2 separate regions of the Homo sapiens genome follow, and region 2 is linked to region 1. Evidence: chromatin loops called from intact Hi-C (ENCODE). Cell type or tissue: heart right ventricle. All regions are shown on one strand. Links, peaks and the distances in the headings refer to the core of each region. The heading gives the core; the rest is flanking DNA.

Region 1 (7,742 bases), core at 3,227-5,726:
GGAAAATATAAAAACCTAAGTACCCAACAGTAAGAGAATTATACATGATAGAATACACGATGAAATATTATCCATCTTTTTAAAAATCCTGTTTTCAAAGAAAATGTAATGGTTTGAAGAAAACATTCATTTTAGTGTTAATTGAAAAAATAATTTAAAAAACTGTATGATGTTTATTAACTAAATTACTTCCCCTGCCCCCTACCCCCACCGACACACACAGAATCTTCACATATTTAACATTATTACTATTTACTTTATCCCATGGTCTTTTAATCATACTCTGTTTTCTTCTTCTGGATTCCCTTTTCATGAAAGGCCTGCTGTTTTGCATTCTATGGAGGATTTCCATGGCAGATAATGTTTAGATGTTTCCTCATTCTTCTGATTGACGGTCTCCTTACTTTGTTTGTAGTACTCTTTTCCTTTTACACACTTGATTTTTCTTTACTCAATCTTGAGATAAGAGATAGATCTATAGATGATGATTGCCAGTGGCTTGCCGTTGTCCCCATTCTTGGGACCCCTTTGGTACGATTCCATTCTCAAAGCTACAGTTTCCTGGAAGTTTGACACATGTATCTCTTAGCCCAGTTTTTCACATCTAATAGGCTTTTATCCAGTGTAGCTTAGCTGGAGTGAAATGGTGTCTTCTCTTGTGTTTGATTCCCCCACCCCACGTTTCTCTGATACTCTGAATATGAAATCATGAAAAAATGCAAGGTGGAGTGCGTTGCTTTCTGAAAGCTTCCTGGGTCTACTCTCAGTTACAGGATCCAGAGCACCACCACGTGTTCCCAGCCTTCTCTTCCCAAACTTGTTGTCCAGTTGTTTCCTTCTAGCTCAGTCTCCTTGGAAGGAGAGTTAGTGAGGAAAGAACTGGATAGGGCATGAGGAGCATCCAAGAGAGGGGTGGCTGACCAGTTGTATATTTGTTGTAGTCCCTGTATGTATGAATCAAAAAGAGATGGTAGGGGAGGAGCATCGGAACATCGGCTCTATAGTCCCACTTTAGAGTTGACATTGCAATTATGATCTCTTATTGTGTTTTTCGATTAGTTTCATTGGCCTTGTAATTAGTGGGAAATTCTTCCATGTTCTTGTCACGGGTTTCCCTTACTCTCACTTTTCATTATTGTGACTTATCTCCTTTTGGAGGGTGCCTTCATAGGTGTTTTTTCAAGAAGTTGGAAAAGCTTGCTTGCTTTAGGGGCTGCTTAACAATATGTAATTTTAAGTAGGAAGAATGAGGAAAGGGTTTTTATTTTAATTTAATTTAATTTTATTTTTCCCTTAAACCATTTTTCTAAGGTTGATGTACTTTCATTGCTATAGTATGAGAGAAGACATCACATCCTTATACCTTGGGCAAGGGGAAAGCTGATTTTAGCAAAATTACCACATTTCTCCATTGCAGCCTGCATTATCACATTATAACACTACAATCAAATGAAGCCACCAATCACAGAGGACTGAGAAAAAAATAATTTTTCAAAACTGTCTATTAGCTTCATTTTGAAGCTACAATATGCTACGTAAGTATGAATTAATAATACCAAGTTCTGTAGCTTTTATAATGTACCAGCTACTGTTTTTAGCATTTTGCATTTATTAACTAATTTAATTCTCGTGCCAACCCTATGAGGCAATCTTACAAATGAGGAAACTGAAGCAGAGGGCAGTCAAATAACTTGCCATAGGTTTTATAGGTAAGTGTCAGCTAGGATTTGCAATCAGGCAGTGTGGCTCCATTATCTATGTTTTTAATCATGTTAGACTAGCAAAGGCCAAATGACTGAACATCCATCTTAAAATGCTTAATGAATTATTTCTGAATCTACTTAATTTAAATACACGTAAAGAAACCTGGAGAAGTCTTTGAGAAGAAGATGGAAAAGTTAATTATGTGTGTGTGTGTGTGTGTGTGTGTGTGTAGAGAGCAAGAGAATACACACACACAAAACACGACTCTGTGTCACTATTAAAAAAAGGTATAATCGCATGACAATAATTTCTGTAGATTCTCCCTTCTTTCAAGTATTAATATTTTGAAAATAATTTAAATCATTTGCCTTCTTTTATAGAAAAATAATAACAATGATTACCCCAAATCATACCCCTAAGGGTTGTTCCCTGTAACAATGATCAAATTACATTAGCTCGTTATTTATTTTCTCATACCACTTGCTATAGACCATCAATAGTTTGAATTTGTGAGTTAGATGAATACAGTTTTTAGTCCAGTTTTCGGTCACAGAAGAGAGCAAAGCATTTGCTGATGTCGAATGCATGACCTTGGACCTCCTCAGAAACATTCTCTAATCAAATGAACTCCTGGGAGCAGATTATTTACATCTGGAAGGCAAACATTATGTAAATGTTTATTCTTCTCACATTTGTTTAGAGGGACTCAGAATTATCCCCAGGTGGGGAAATCTACATTTTATTGTCTCTTTTTGTAGTGATCCTGTCCCATTTGTCAGGCTATGAAAGGGGACCACTTGAAAGGCAATCGCAGAAGGGCTTCCAATGTCTTCAGTGACCTTTTTGGATTTTCAAGAATTCCTGAAACTGCTAGAACATTCTTAGATTCTCGAGATGCTTTAAAAAAAAGTTGTGTTGGGATGCTTTTATAGGAAGCATACAATAATGTAATTGATGAGATCACAAGCAAAATTAACTTTAAAGCTAGAGATCTCTTTTCTGAAACATTACTGTCATTTATATAATTTTTCTTCTAATTTGTTTACATTAAAAATCCAGAGAATACAAATATCTGAGAAAAAGAGAAAAATGGAAAAATATATGCAAAAAAAGATGAGAAAGAAAGATTAGAAGAAGTTTTGTTTTCATGCAGATAGGATATTAGAGTGTTAGAATTGAGATCTCTCAATTTACCAAGAAGAGAGTCGACCAAGAATTGGAGTCGTTTCTCTAAAGCACAGCAGTCAGCACGTGGTCCATGGGAAGGAGATTTCCACGTGCTTCTCTTTCATCTCATTCATTCCCAGCTGGAAGGTCGGAAGAATGACAAAAGGTCCTGGCAAGAGAGATGCCTCATTGCCATTCTTTTCTCATATATTTGGTAGGTTTTAGCAAATGATAGAAAGATTTTAAATTAGTTTGCCCACGCTGCCACAACGGAATACTTATTTATGTATTATGACTGGGTGGCTTAAACAACAGAAATTTATTTTCTCACAGTTCTGGAGGCTGGAAGTCGTCCAGATCTAGGTCCTGTGGGGTCTCTGAGGAGGCCTGTCTTCCTGGCTTACAGATGTCTGGCTTCTTGCTGTGTGCTCTGGTGATGGAGAGAGGGAGAGAGAGGAAGAAAGGCAGAGAGGGAGATGGAGGAGGAAGTGGGACAGGGAAAGGGAGAGGGAGAGAGAGCACACTCTTATAAGGACACTAATCCTGTTAGATCAGGGCCACACCCTTATGACCTCATTTAACCATAATTATTGCCTTAGAAGCCCTATCTCCAAATACAGCCACACTGGGGGTTAGGGATTTAGCATTTGAATGGGGAAGGCCCCAATATTCCATCCTTAACAGACTCGTAGTACCTTCTAATTTTAAAGAGGATTGATAGTGCTATAGAAATTCTTTCCAAAAAATAGACAGGAAGGTTTGAATAGCAGAATAAATTTAGCTTAGGAATCAGACAGATCTGAATTTGAACCTGTGGCTCATCTACTGACTGATTATCCATAGAGAAGTTATTTACTCTTCCTGAGTCTTAGTTTTCTCCTTTGTACCATGAGGACAGTAATGCTTCAGCTATTGCATAGAGCACTGAACACAATGTTGTTTATAAGGATAAGTGCTCAATGTATGAAAATGATGATTATTATTATCCCAGAGATTAGGTGTATCCCAAGGACTCAATTTACCTAATCCAAGTAAAACTATCATAAACAAGTATTTCCTTATCCTTGACTGCCTTATGAATAATTTTAGGGGAAGTAAAGCTATGATTATGAAATACATAATTAGGGAAAAAGCAAAGCTAGCCATACTTTTTTTAAGCCTTCAAAAATGCCTTTCTTCAACCTTAACAATATTCTTGACTGCTCACAACACTTTCTTTTCTACACATCTTTGAATTTCAAAAAACAAACCAAGTTATGCTAGTGAAACTTTTCCACTGACTCATCTTGTTCTGGGGGCCCTGGAGGCCAGAATCAGGATCAAGAGATGGGATTCCCCAGGAGAAAGATTTAATCTCTACTAAAACAGGAGCTTTGTAATAGTTTGAGCTGTTGAATAAGGAATGAGTTTCCTCACAAGGTGGTGAGTTCCTCATCTCTGAATGGGAGCCACTTGGCAGGAATATTGTGGTAGCATTTCAAGCAATGGACAGGAAACTGCTATACGTGACCTCGGAGAGCTCTTCTGCCCTGAAATTATGTGATTCCAGAATGTCACTTTCAGGAAGTCTCTCCCTTTAGAAAAGGATGTCCAGATGGAAATTACCTCAGTGTCTGGCTTAGGACCTAGAAAATAGAACTCTGATTAACTTGTTCTGGCAGCCCTGGAACTTGAAGTTCTTTCAGACTGTGCCTTAAGTCCTAGGGCTACTGACCATCACTTTGGAGCTAAATATAGTCTAGAAAGTACCATTGTGTATCCGACACTAGGAGCCAGTGCAGCCGGCTTGCGTCTTACCTTGGTGTCTAACACTTCGTTAGGCCCTGGACATGATCCTTTTGTTAGATGCCAGCACAAGCATTTCATTACAGATTCAGGAAATGATGAAGAGATAAATGTTAGAAAGAATGTTTCCAAGGAAGATATTAATGGAGTGTTAATGCATCTTACTCTCTTCCCAGAGCAGAATCCTCTAGAGGGATTTTAGATTTATGGGAGTGAGAGTTCATCTATGCCAACAGAATCTTTACCTTCATTTAGCAACAAAGTAAATATGAATGTTAATTAAAGTGCCTGGTTTAGCACTTCCTTGTAAGCAAAATTCCTTGAAAACTGCTATCTGGAACAAAGCCATATCCTTGCTCAGTCATGGAAACCTAGAGCCAAGAAAACTAATGTATGCTTTCCTACCTCTGAAATGGAAGACAATAACAACATTGTATTCTCCAAGCTGAAAAATTTTGGACAACAGCATTTTTTTCATGAAGCAGGCCTCAAAGAGAGTTGTGAAAGGACCTTTGAAAGAGTTTCTGGAGCCCAATCTTTTTTTTTTTTTTTTTTGAAGTTGGTGTGTGTTTTAAAGGTATAAGTAATATGGGCTTCATAAATATTTTAAGTTTAAACATCAGTTTATTCTTTACCTTTCAACTTGGACACTGGAAATCATGATGCTATTATCAATATTTTAGCTATTATTAAAAGCCAGCCAGGGAAATGCACATACGGGCATACGTGTTGTGCCTCTCTCATAAAGTTTGCCTTTAGGTTTATCATTTATTTCTAATGATAAAGAATGCTTTATAGTTGGTAGCATTTTTTCACATTAATCATTTCTAATGTTTTCAAGATGCCCCAGAAATCTGAAATACCTCGTTATAGTTCTTGATCTATACAAAGATAAAATACTGCACTTGCTACATCTACAAATCAATTTAAAAATTACCTCCTAGATTTGAAATCACTTGGAGTATGGGAAGAAGAAAGAGAAAAGCACAGATAAGTCAGGCAAGCTTGTAAAATGAAATAAAAGTCTTTGCATTTTTCTCATGAATCACAAAAGTGCTTGTTGTTTGCTCCTGAGGGTTGAGGTGTGATAATCTATTAAATTGTTATGTGTTCATCATTTGGTATGGGTCCAAACTTTTTGTCTTCAGTTTTTCTCTTTTTTCATTGTCTTCTCTTTTTTCTCCTTTGTAGATTTTTGGCAGGTGGGTATGGGAGCAAAGCATCAGAGTCTTTGATATTATATCATCAGGATGCTGGTGGAGATGCTGGTTGGGTTAATTTAATTTAAAATTTCCTTTAATGTGTTTGTGGACATGGATGGGGTGGGAGGCTTCTCTCTCTGACACTATATTACTGAGGTTAATGTCATATATGGCTAATACATTATAGTTCTAAGGGTTGCATGTAACTAAAGTAACTAGGCTAATCCTAGTTTAAAATATTTCTGATGCCTCGGTAAAAAGATTGGAAGAATAATGAGCAGTGAAGTGGGAACAAAAAGGATTTTGATAAAGCAAAGCTGATTCTTTGTGTGTGTGTGTGCTATGACCTCTATTGTTCTCAGAAAAGCAGCTTGAAACTTGAAAGGTTAATAGGAAACCTTTTTTCCCCTTATATTGTAGCATCAAAAGTTCTCAGGCTGCAAGTGTAATTTATCCTAACACCTGCTGGGGTAGACACCAGGGCTCTATATCTGCCTCTAATTCTAATGGTCTTGTGATGTGACCTCAGTCACTTACGCATAAAGTGAGGGAATGTTAAATGTCTGTCATCGCAGTTTTGTTTAATAGGAAGATTATATAAATTTTATGTAGTGCTATCTAAATGAATTTTGTTTTCAGCTCTTACCTGGGCGTTCCTGGCTCTTTAGTACTCTGTTGGAACAGATGTGAGATGTCAAGAGTACCTATTCACCAGAAGATTGCTGAAACCTTTACCATGTTTACTAAATGTTATACTTTTAAACACTTACATATTTTTAAATGAAGGATATCTTATTCAAATACTATTATGTAGCTGATGGGATCAATATAATCATACTGTAGTTTACCCTTTGCCTTCCTTAGTAATGAATAGACTCTCTTGACATGCTTCCTGCTCTGTTCTTTACACAATTGAAAACAATAACAAACAGCCATGAAAATGGTACGGAGTTGGTGGCAATATAAATTTTGGCATTATGGAAAACAGCCATTGTGGAAAACAGTGTGGAGGTTCCTCAAAAAATTAAGTCAAACTACCACATAATTCAGCAATCCCACTGCTGAGTGTACACCAAAGGAAAGAAAATCACCACCTCATAAAGATATCTGCATTTCCATGTTCATCTCAGCATTACTTGCAATAGCCAAAATATGGAATCAACTTAAGTGTCTGTCAATGGATAACTGGATAGGGAAAATGTGGCCTATATACACAATGAGATTCTATTCAGCCTATAAAAAGGAGGAAATTCGGCATTTGTGGCAACATAAATGAACCTGGAAAACATTATGTTAAGTGAAATAATGCAGGCACAGAAAGACAAATACCTTGTGATCTCACTTACATGTCGAATCTGAAAAAGTTGAACTCATAGAAACAGAGAGTAGGATGGTGGTTATCAAGGGCTAGGGGCAGGAGGGGATTGGGGAGATGTTGGTCAAAGGGTATAAAATTTCAGCTGAAGGGAGGAAAAGTTCAAGGGATATATTATACAACATGGTGACTATAGTTAATAACAATGTATTACATACCTGAAAATTGCTGAGAGTAGATTTTAAGTGTTCTCATCAAAGCAAAATAAGTATGTGAGGTAATACATTTGTTAATTATTAGCTCAATTTAGCCATTCCATAGTATATTCACATTTCAAAACATCATTTGTACATCAAAACATTTGCATAATTTTTATCTGTCAATTTGAAAAATTTAAAAACTAATACGGTATATTGTTTGGAAATTTAGCTATTGTTCTTTACTTTCAAAAGATACACAGCAATATTTTTAAATATATATAACCATATAATCTGATATCTTTACATAGAAATTAAATCTGTGTTAATTAATTTCATCTGTATTTCATATGGGCATATGATGTTTTACTG
Region 2 (7,742 bases), core at 3,206-5,705, 220 kb after region 1:
AGTAGAAAGGTCAGTGTCAGAGTAGAATTTCAGCGGGGGTTAGGGAGAGAGGTGGAGTGGGAGGTGGTAAGTTGATGAACCAAGAAAGAGATTCCAAAGTGGTCACCAAAATACGGACAAAAGCTCCAATTTCACCATGAAAGCTAGGATATGAGTTTATTATTCTCACATAAAAAGAAGTTTGGAGAAGGCAGTTGATAGTGTTATGTATATAATTAAATGGTGTTACTGTTGATTCAATGATGTTACTAAGTCTGTGAATCTCTTGGCCTTGTCTCATGATTGCAGGAAGCCTGCTTCAAGTCCAACCATTGCATCTAGGCGTATATCAGCAGGAAGGATAGAGAGGAAAGAGTCTGAATCAAGAAAGCAACATTTTCCCTATGAACTTCTTAGTAGACTTCTGGTCATGTCTCATTGGCTAGGTTGTGTCACACAGTCATCCAAAAGCTGGAAGGGACAAGGGGAATAGGGCTGAAAGGGAACTTAGGTCATCCAATCAATAAGGTTTACCCCAAGTGCCAAGCAAACACCTGAGTAGACAAAGAGGGAAATCAGGGCTGACACTGATAGAGGAGCATTTGGTGAGGGAGGAGTCTTGAGGACACTTGAACAAGTGTCCCTATTCAGCTGACACTGAGGACCTGTGACCCTGGAGTTGTAGTCAGGTTAAAGTTTTTTTAAAAAGCAGTCAGGAAGTGAAATGGAAAGACGCTGAGGTGAAAATTCAAGACCAGTCTTGAAGCCAGTTGGATGTAGGGGATGAAGTTGAAAAAGAAGACAAAGATAGGGCTAAAGTTTCTGGCTTGATGCTTGATAAAATAGGTCAGAAGAAAGTTGGGAGGATAAGTGAGAAGATGGATTTTAATTATGTTGAATTCGTGATCTTGATGAGATATTTCATTGGAATAGTGTAACAAACAGAAACATGAGACTAGAATTCTGAGGCAGTGCCATAACTGGAGGTAACTGTTACACAGCTGAACTATCACAGAGGGAGAATTGAAATCCTGGAATTAGAAACATGGTAGGCAAAAGAGTAAGAAGAGTACTGCCCTAGAATAGAGTCTTTAAAAATACTCACACTTACGGAGTGGGATGAGGAAGGAAGGAGTGTCAGCAAAAGGAGAGCATTTGAAGGTAGAAGCAGGACACTGCATTGTGTGAACACCACACACAAAACTACTTAAAAAAAAAAAAAAGAGTGGCCAATATAATATTCTGAATAAAAAGAGAGCCTCAGGGATGAGGTCTTTCAAAAGCCTTTGGATTTGCTGTTTTGGAGTCATGGGCTATTAAAGGAATATCTTTTGTTAAGTAGTGAGAGTGGAAGTCAGATTGCAAGAAGTTAAAAGGTAATGGTAGGAAAGTTGACCGTCTTTGAATACAGTTGATGGCATATGATTTAATGCAGGAGAAAGTGGGCTAACTTTTCGGCATTAACTTTCTTTCAGTATACATTGAACCAATTTCAGGCCTACAGTTTTAGGTGTAATATAATAACCACAAATATCATTTGGTTTTATTCTACGAGGCACTGAGTGTTAGATTTCCACAAATGAATGCATCCTGACATAAGAATTGTACTTCCCGCCTTGATTCCTGGGGAGATGTCATTGCAGATTTGCCACTAATCTTTAATTCATTCTTCCAAACACTGCATTTCATTAGGCCTTTAGGCTTAGGGTTGGGATGGTGCTTTATCTGTGCTGTCGGTCACCACGCATAGAGTATCCGGGCGTAAAGAGATAATTGATTCTCTTTATTTCATCCTCATAGCTTTGTATTGCAAAGTTTTGAGGCTATGACTTTACCTTGTATTTAAGTAGAGATTACACAACCTGCTGAAAGGAAGTTGTCGGGGATTCCTAGGTTGAATAAGAAAGTTGGACTAGGAAATAAGACCTCACATAATAATTATAATTGCCTATAGCTTAGTCTTACAACTTGCTGGATACTTTTCTAGGTAAGTTGCATACATCATCTCTAAGCCTTACTATAGTGCAGAGAGATAGATTATCAGGGAGGAAAACGGGAAAAGTGGATGCAGTTGAGTAAAATGATTATCCACATGGGCTGAAGTCAGGCTGGACAGGGATCAAATTCTAACTACCACTATCTATGATTATGATCAGGATTAATAAAGTAGTATATGAAAAAATCTGTAATAAGCTCTCAACAAACCATACCTGATTTTTCTTCCCATATTTCATATGAGGAATATGGGGTAAAGTAACTTGCCCAAGTTGACATAAATTGTAAGTGGTAGAAATGGGATTTAAACCTGGCTTTCTCAGCTTCTAGTTTGTTCTGTTTTCAGTGAACAAGACTGCTTCCCTATCAATAAGGTAGTTGTTATAAAGTCATCAACATTAATGTGAAATGATAGGGGTTACAGAAATATCTGTGTTTGAAATAATAACAATAAGGATACTTTAATTGAGTTCCTAAAATACGCCAATCACTCTATGATGTCACACCTTATTTCAACAACCCTATGAAATACTTACTTTTATTATTCTCATTTAATGGATGAGGAAACCAAGACTTAGAAAATTTAAATATTTTGTCCAAAATAATAATCACTCACTGGCAGAACCAGAATTTGAACCTAGGTATTTACAGACTACATTTTCCATGTATTCTCTCATTTATCCTGTAAAGTAATGCTGTAAGTTAGTAGAACACGTATTAATAAAACTTTTCTTTCTTTTTCTTTCTTTCTTTTTCTTTCTTTCCTCTCTTTCTTTCTCTCTTTTTCTCTCTTTCCTTTTTCCCTTCCCTTCCCTTCCTTCCTTTTCTTTTTTTCTTTTCTTTTCTTTCTTTTCTTTTAAGACAGGGTCTCACTCTGTTGCCAGGCTGGAATGCAGTGCCACAATCACGGCTCACTGCAGCCTCAACCTCCCAAGGCTCAGGTGATCCTCCTGCCTCAGTCCCCCGAATAGCTGGGACTACAGGCACACACTACCATGCCCAGCTATTTTTTTTAATTTTTAGTAGAGACAGGGTTTCATCATGTTGCCCAGGCTGGCCTCGAACTCCTGGACTCAAGTGATGTGCCTACCTCAGCCTACCCTGAGTGCTGGGATTACAGGTGCGAGCCACTGCGCATGGCCAACTTTATTATGATTTTTTATTTTTCTGATGAGGATTGAACTCAAGCAGATTAAGTGACTTGTTCAAGTTCTTTCACATACATTTACCAAAAGACAGTGTTGGGACTCAACGCCAATTTCAAATCCTGCTATCAAGCTGCCTCCAGATTGCTGCTAGGAACCCTTTCAACTTGAAAATCCCAGGCCTCTGTGAATAAGACTGAAAAAGCTGGGGAACACAAGCACAAATAGGTGGATATTTTTTCTTTGTAATTATGATAGACTCAGTTTATGCAGGCCACACACTGTCAACCCAACAGAAAACATATGAATGGATGAATGGCCATATAGTAATACCCCCCAAAACATAAGTGAATGAATGATCACCACATAGTAATACCCTAGAAACTGTATGTCACTGAGTAATACCTTAGAACTCACTATATGGAGCAAAGAGAGGCAGGGCAATGTTGGCCCCCCTCCAAGGATTGTAAGAACACCCAATTACCTTGTTATAATACAGATTTTACTTCTCAACTCAATAGCACCTATTCGAAAATTGTATATATTATCACACCAGTCTTAAAAATTTTTTAAAAAGAAAATTGCATATCAAGATCTTGCTTATACTTGCTATTAGTAATTGTTTCTTCAGGATAACCAGATGGATGAAATTTGTTTTCTGCTCTTCATAATGCTGAGTTTGCATAACCTATAAGCTATGTTGTTGTTCCACTTTTATTCTAAGTCCCTCTTTGCAAAAAAATGAACTTCATTTCTTTATCAGTAACAGAACTTCAGTGTCAACTGTAAAAGTCTCAAGACTTTTAATGCTTCTCCCGTTGTCATCTACACCCACTACTGCTACCGCTGTCTCTCTTCATCATTAAAGAGGGCTTTTTGTTTGCCCAGTTCATAAGAGCCTCTGCCCTCATCATGAACCATAGCCCTGGAATCACAGTGACACCCAGGGCTTTGATGATAATGGCTCATATTTCTTTTCTCTATCTTAGTGACTTAAAAACATAGCCTTAAAAATAAGCAAAGCTGTTGTAATGTTTAATAATGACTTTTTAAAATGGAATACTATGTTTTTCTGAAATTGTGGCAAATTTATTAATCAAACTTAGGCAATAAAATGAAGAAACGTCATGAAGTTATCTTTTGATTATATATTAATCTTCTAATCAGTTGGTTACTATCACCTTGCCAAATAACACAGAGTCCTGATAAATAGGAGATTTAGTGGTTATTGGTCTCGACATCATCAGCCAACAGCTGGTTTTAAATGAGTCCTAAGCTCTCACAGTTTCAATAAGCCACCCAGAAGCTCTGCTTCACATTTTCATAAAATTCCTTTCTCCTCCTAGTGTATTCGAGTAAATTTTCATAACAGCTGGGACTATGCAAAACTGATAGCATCTTAAAAACATCTTTGGCAAGACAGATTAAGTTCCAGAAAAGGAAAGCATTTAGAAGTTTATTTTATTATCTTAACCTTTGTTGACTTGAATGATTAAAGATTTTTTGGCTCTGCTAAAACATTTAGGCCTGGATATTAATTTGATGTCCTTATTTGTTTAACCCTTGCCTTTCTCTGTAGCCTTAATGAATATACTACTCATTGGGTACTGAATGTATTGCCTGAGAAAAGGGAATGGATATAACACAATGGAAAGAAATAAATTATGAGAAAATTATTTTAACACTTTCCAGATTCAGAAGCTGGCATGGAAACAGTAAGCTCATTAAGATTTGCACATGTTCTTATCATAGGGATTTTCTAATCAGAATTCTCTTTAGAGTGTTCTGTGTCATACTTCAACCCACTAAAAAGTTGTTGCATTGAATTGAACCCAGGAATATTTGTAAATTTGTCCTAATATCGGTCAATTTAGAAAATAAATTATTTTTTACAAACAATGGTAGATGTGTTGACAATATTTCCTTGGAATTCAGTGTTGTAAATTTTATCTCAGTGTTAGTGGTTGAATGGCTGGGCTCATCAAATATGAAAAAAAGAGATTTGGAAAGGATGAGGAATAATGGCTCTACCTATATTATGTCACTTTAAATCTTGTATATATGTCCTTAAAAGATTATGTAAGTAAATCTATCCCTACTGAATAAATATAGTAATTCAGTTGAGTAAACTTTTATACAAAATATATGAAAGTAAGAAGGAACATTTTGCAAAATGCTTATATATATAAAATAGTATAGTAGTGAAATGCCTGAGATGTGAGCCTTTAACTGAAAATTCTATTAATGACCACAGAGATATTAAAATCAAAACCAAAGCCAAAATCCAATCCTAAGCACATCCTCTGACAAGAAATCCTGGAAAATGATACCAACCAGTTTAAATAACGATTGGATTTCCTTTTTGTCTTTTGAGTACAGTGACCTTCATATGTAAATAATTATTTGATTATTTACATTATTTATTTTAATTAATTTTCTTATTTACTATTTATTAATTTATTAATTTAATTTAATATTCACATTATTTAATTAAATTATTCACATTATTTAATTATGATATTATTTACATATGATATGTAAATAATTATTTCCATTTTATGGAGTAAAGAGATTTCATTTGTCCACACTTTTCTGCTTATTGTTCATGTAAACTGCAATATTATTCTTACTTTTTCATGTGACATATATCCCTGGATGTATGCCTTATCTTTTCAGGCTTAGGGGCACTATTTCACATTTTTCTTGAAATTAAGTAGAATGACATATTTTAATCGAAAGAGAATATATTTGTATATGTATATATTTAATATTATTCCATTTATATTTCTTTTGTTGGGATTTTTACAAGTGCTGCTTTTTATAAAATATTGGTTACATAATTTAAAGACTTCCTTGATAAGTAATATATTAATAATCCTCTCTCAAACATGAAACTATACGGAAGGTTTTATTCTTTGTCTTATATTTAAGCAAGCTTTTTTACTTGAATCCAAATATAAGATTTTTAGATTTATTAATTCATGTAATGTAGAGCCATGAGTTGCACTAACGCCTACAATGGAAGCATATGCTAAAATGTGAAGGTCGATTTGGGGTTGATGACTTTCAATATTATATAGAGAATGTAAGGCTTTTAGTAAATATACTAAAACCTGTATTTGAAATGGACAAAAAAAATCCAATTTATACTTTAGCTGGTAATACCCATGAATAATGAACATATTGTGGATAGAAAATACAGCAATTTATAAACAATTTACACTAACAAAATTGAACATTATTACCACCATTATTTTTGTATCACTCCCTAATATAGAATTATAGTTGCAACTGGAAATATTTGAAGTGAATTAACCAAATAGAAGTCAAGAAAGCATAAAACAGCAGATTTTAATGGTGCATCACGATTTACAGAAGGGACTGGAGGGCAGGATTATATTTTTGATTCTTCCCTTCAGAATGGGTGGAATAATGGCTTATGCATTGACAGATGATGTTCAGGGAGAACAGTTCCTGTAGGTCTGAACAAGATGGGTCTCTGGAAAGTCATTTAATGCCAGACAGCAGCATCCTTTCATAAGCATACCTGCACTAATGTGTCCAGCAGCCCCCTGTAGCAGACACAGCCTGTAAATCACAATTGGCAAACAAGACTGGCTTTGTAGGAAAAGGATGTCAGTTGCAAGGCCCTACTTCAAATGTAATTCTACAGTGACTTTGGGGGAGTGAGGAAGGTTTGCTTTTCATCTCTTAGAAGCCAGTTAAACTTTGCTTGAAAAATGTTGATATTGAGAGAAACCTTTATTGATCACTAGTGGGTTTTATTAGCACAAATGAATTATTTAACACAAACATAGACAATAGTAATAATAATAATAATAACAATACTGTTGGTTTTACAGTTCCACGTACCAAGAACTTCCGGGCATTCTTATCATGCTTTATAAGCTTGTGAATTTAGCACGAATCTGGTTGACAAGAGTCAGTGATGGAAAGGTAGTATCAAAAACCTCCAGTGTAGCATTCCAAACCATCAAAGAACTGGTTACATAGGATACTCTTTTCAGTACAGGTATTTTAGTCAGCTTCAGGCCTAAAGTAATTCCTTATAATTAAGAATTAAGGGCCGGGTGCAGTGGCTCACACCTGTAATCCCAGCATTTTGGGAGGCCGAGGCGGGTGGATCATGAGGTCAGGAGATCAAGACCATCCTAGCCAACGTGGTGAAACACTGTCTCTACTGAAAATACAAAAACTGGCTGGTCGTAGCGCCTATAGTCCCAGCTACTTGGGAGGCTGAGGCAGGAGAATCGCTTGAACCCGGGAGGTGGAGGTTGCAGTGAGTCGAGATCCTGCCACTGCACTCCATCCTGGGTGACAGAGCGAGACTCCGTCTCAAAAAAAAAAGAAAAAAAAAGAATCGAGGTAGAGAAATGGTGGTGGAAAACAAAAAGAGAGAGAGAAATTGCCATGGCAGAGTGAGAGTGCTGTCCTGGCTTGAAGCCTGTGGGATGCAACGGGAAATGGCAGGAACTAACTGTAACATTAGGAAGGACAAGAGAACAACAGGTGGTAATTCCTGTCTCATTTGCGATGTCTTCAAAAGAACATGTCAGCCTGAATATTCTGTTTATTGGCAGGGGAAGAAAAATCTAAGGGAGA

Evidence for each region. A loop is a pair of places that touch in the nucleus more often than their neighbours do. Peaks named below come from ENCODE experiments on the same cell type or tissue, not always from the same donor. Only the 100,000 strongest peaks of a DNase experiment are listed, where the experiment ranks them.
Region 2: it touches region 1 in a loop (2.4-fold over the local background); 1 of 110 quality-filtered maps calls a loop at or near these places.

What each region holds. Positions count from the first base shown.
Region 1 is chr4:109,181,393-109,189,134 of GRCh38, reverse strand. All of the region lies in intron 3 of COL25A1 (collagen type XXV alpha 1 chain), which reads left to right. LOC124900754 (a long non-coding RNA gene) reads right to left here and starts at 3,265. Exons shown (of 4, transcript XR_007058223.1): 1 at 3,203-3,265. RefSeq lists enhancers at 642-811, 2,188-2,715. In heart right ventricle, for the core only: no CTCF peak of the experiment used is centred there; DNase peaks (open chromatin) are centred at 4,334 and 4,644; H3K27ac peaks cover 2,500 bases.
Region 2 is chr4:108,961,941-108,969,682 of GRCh38, reverse strand. All of the region lies in intron 8 of COL25A1 (collagen type XXV alpha 1 chain), which reads left to right. Among named protein-coding and RNA genes, the nearest start is that of ETNPPL, 200 kb to the right of the region's middle. In heart right ventricle, for the core only: no CTCF peak of the experiment used is centred there; no DNase peak of the experiment used is centred there.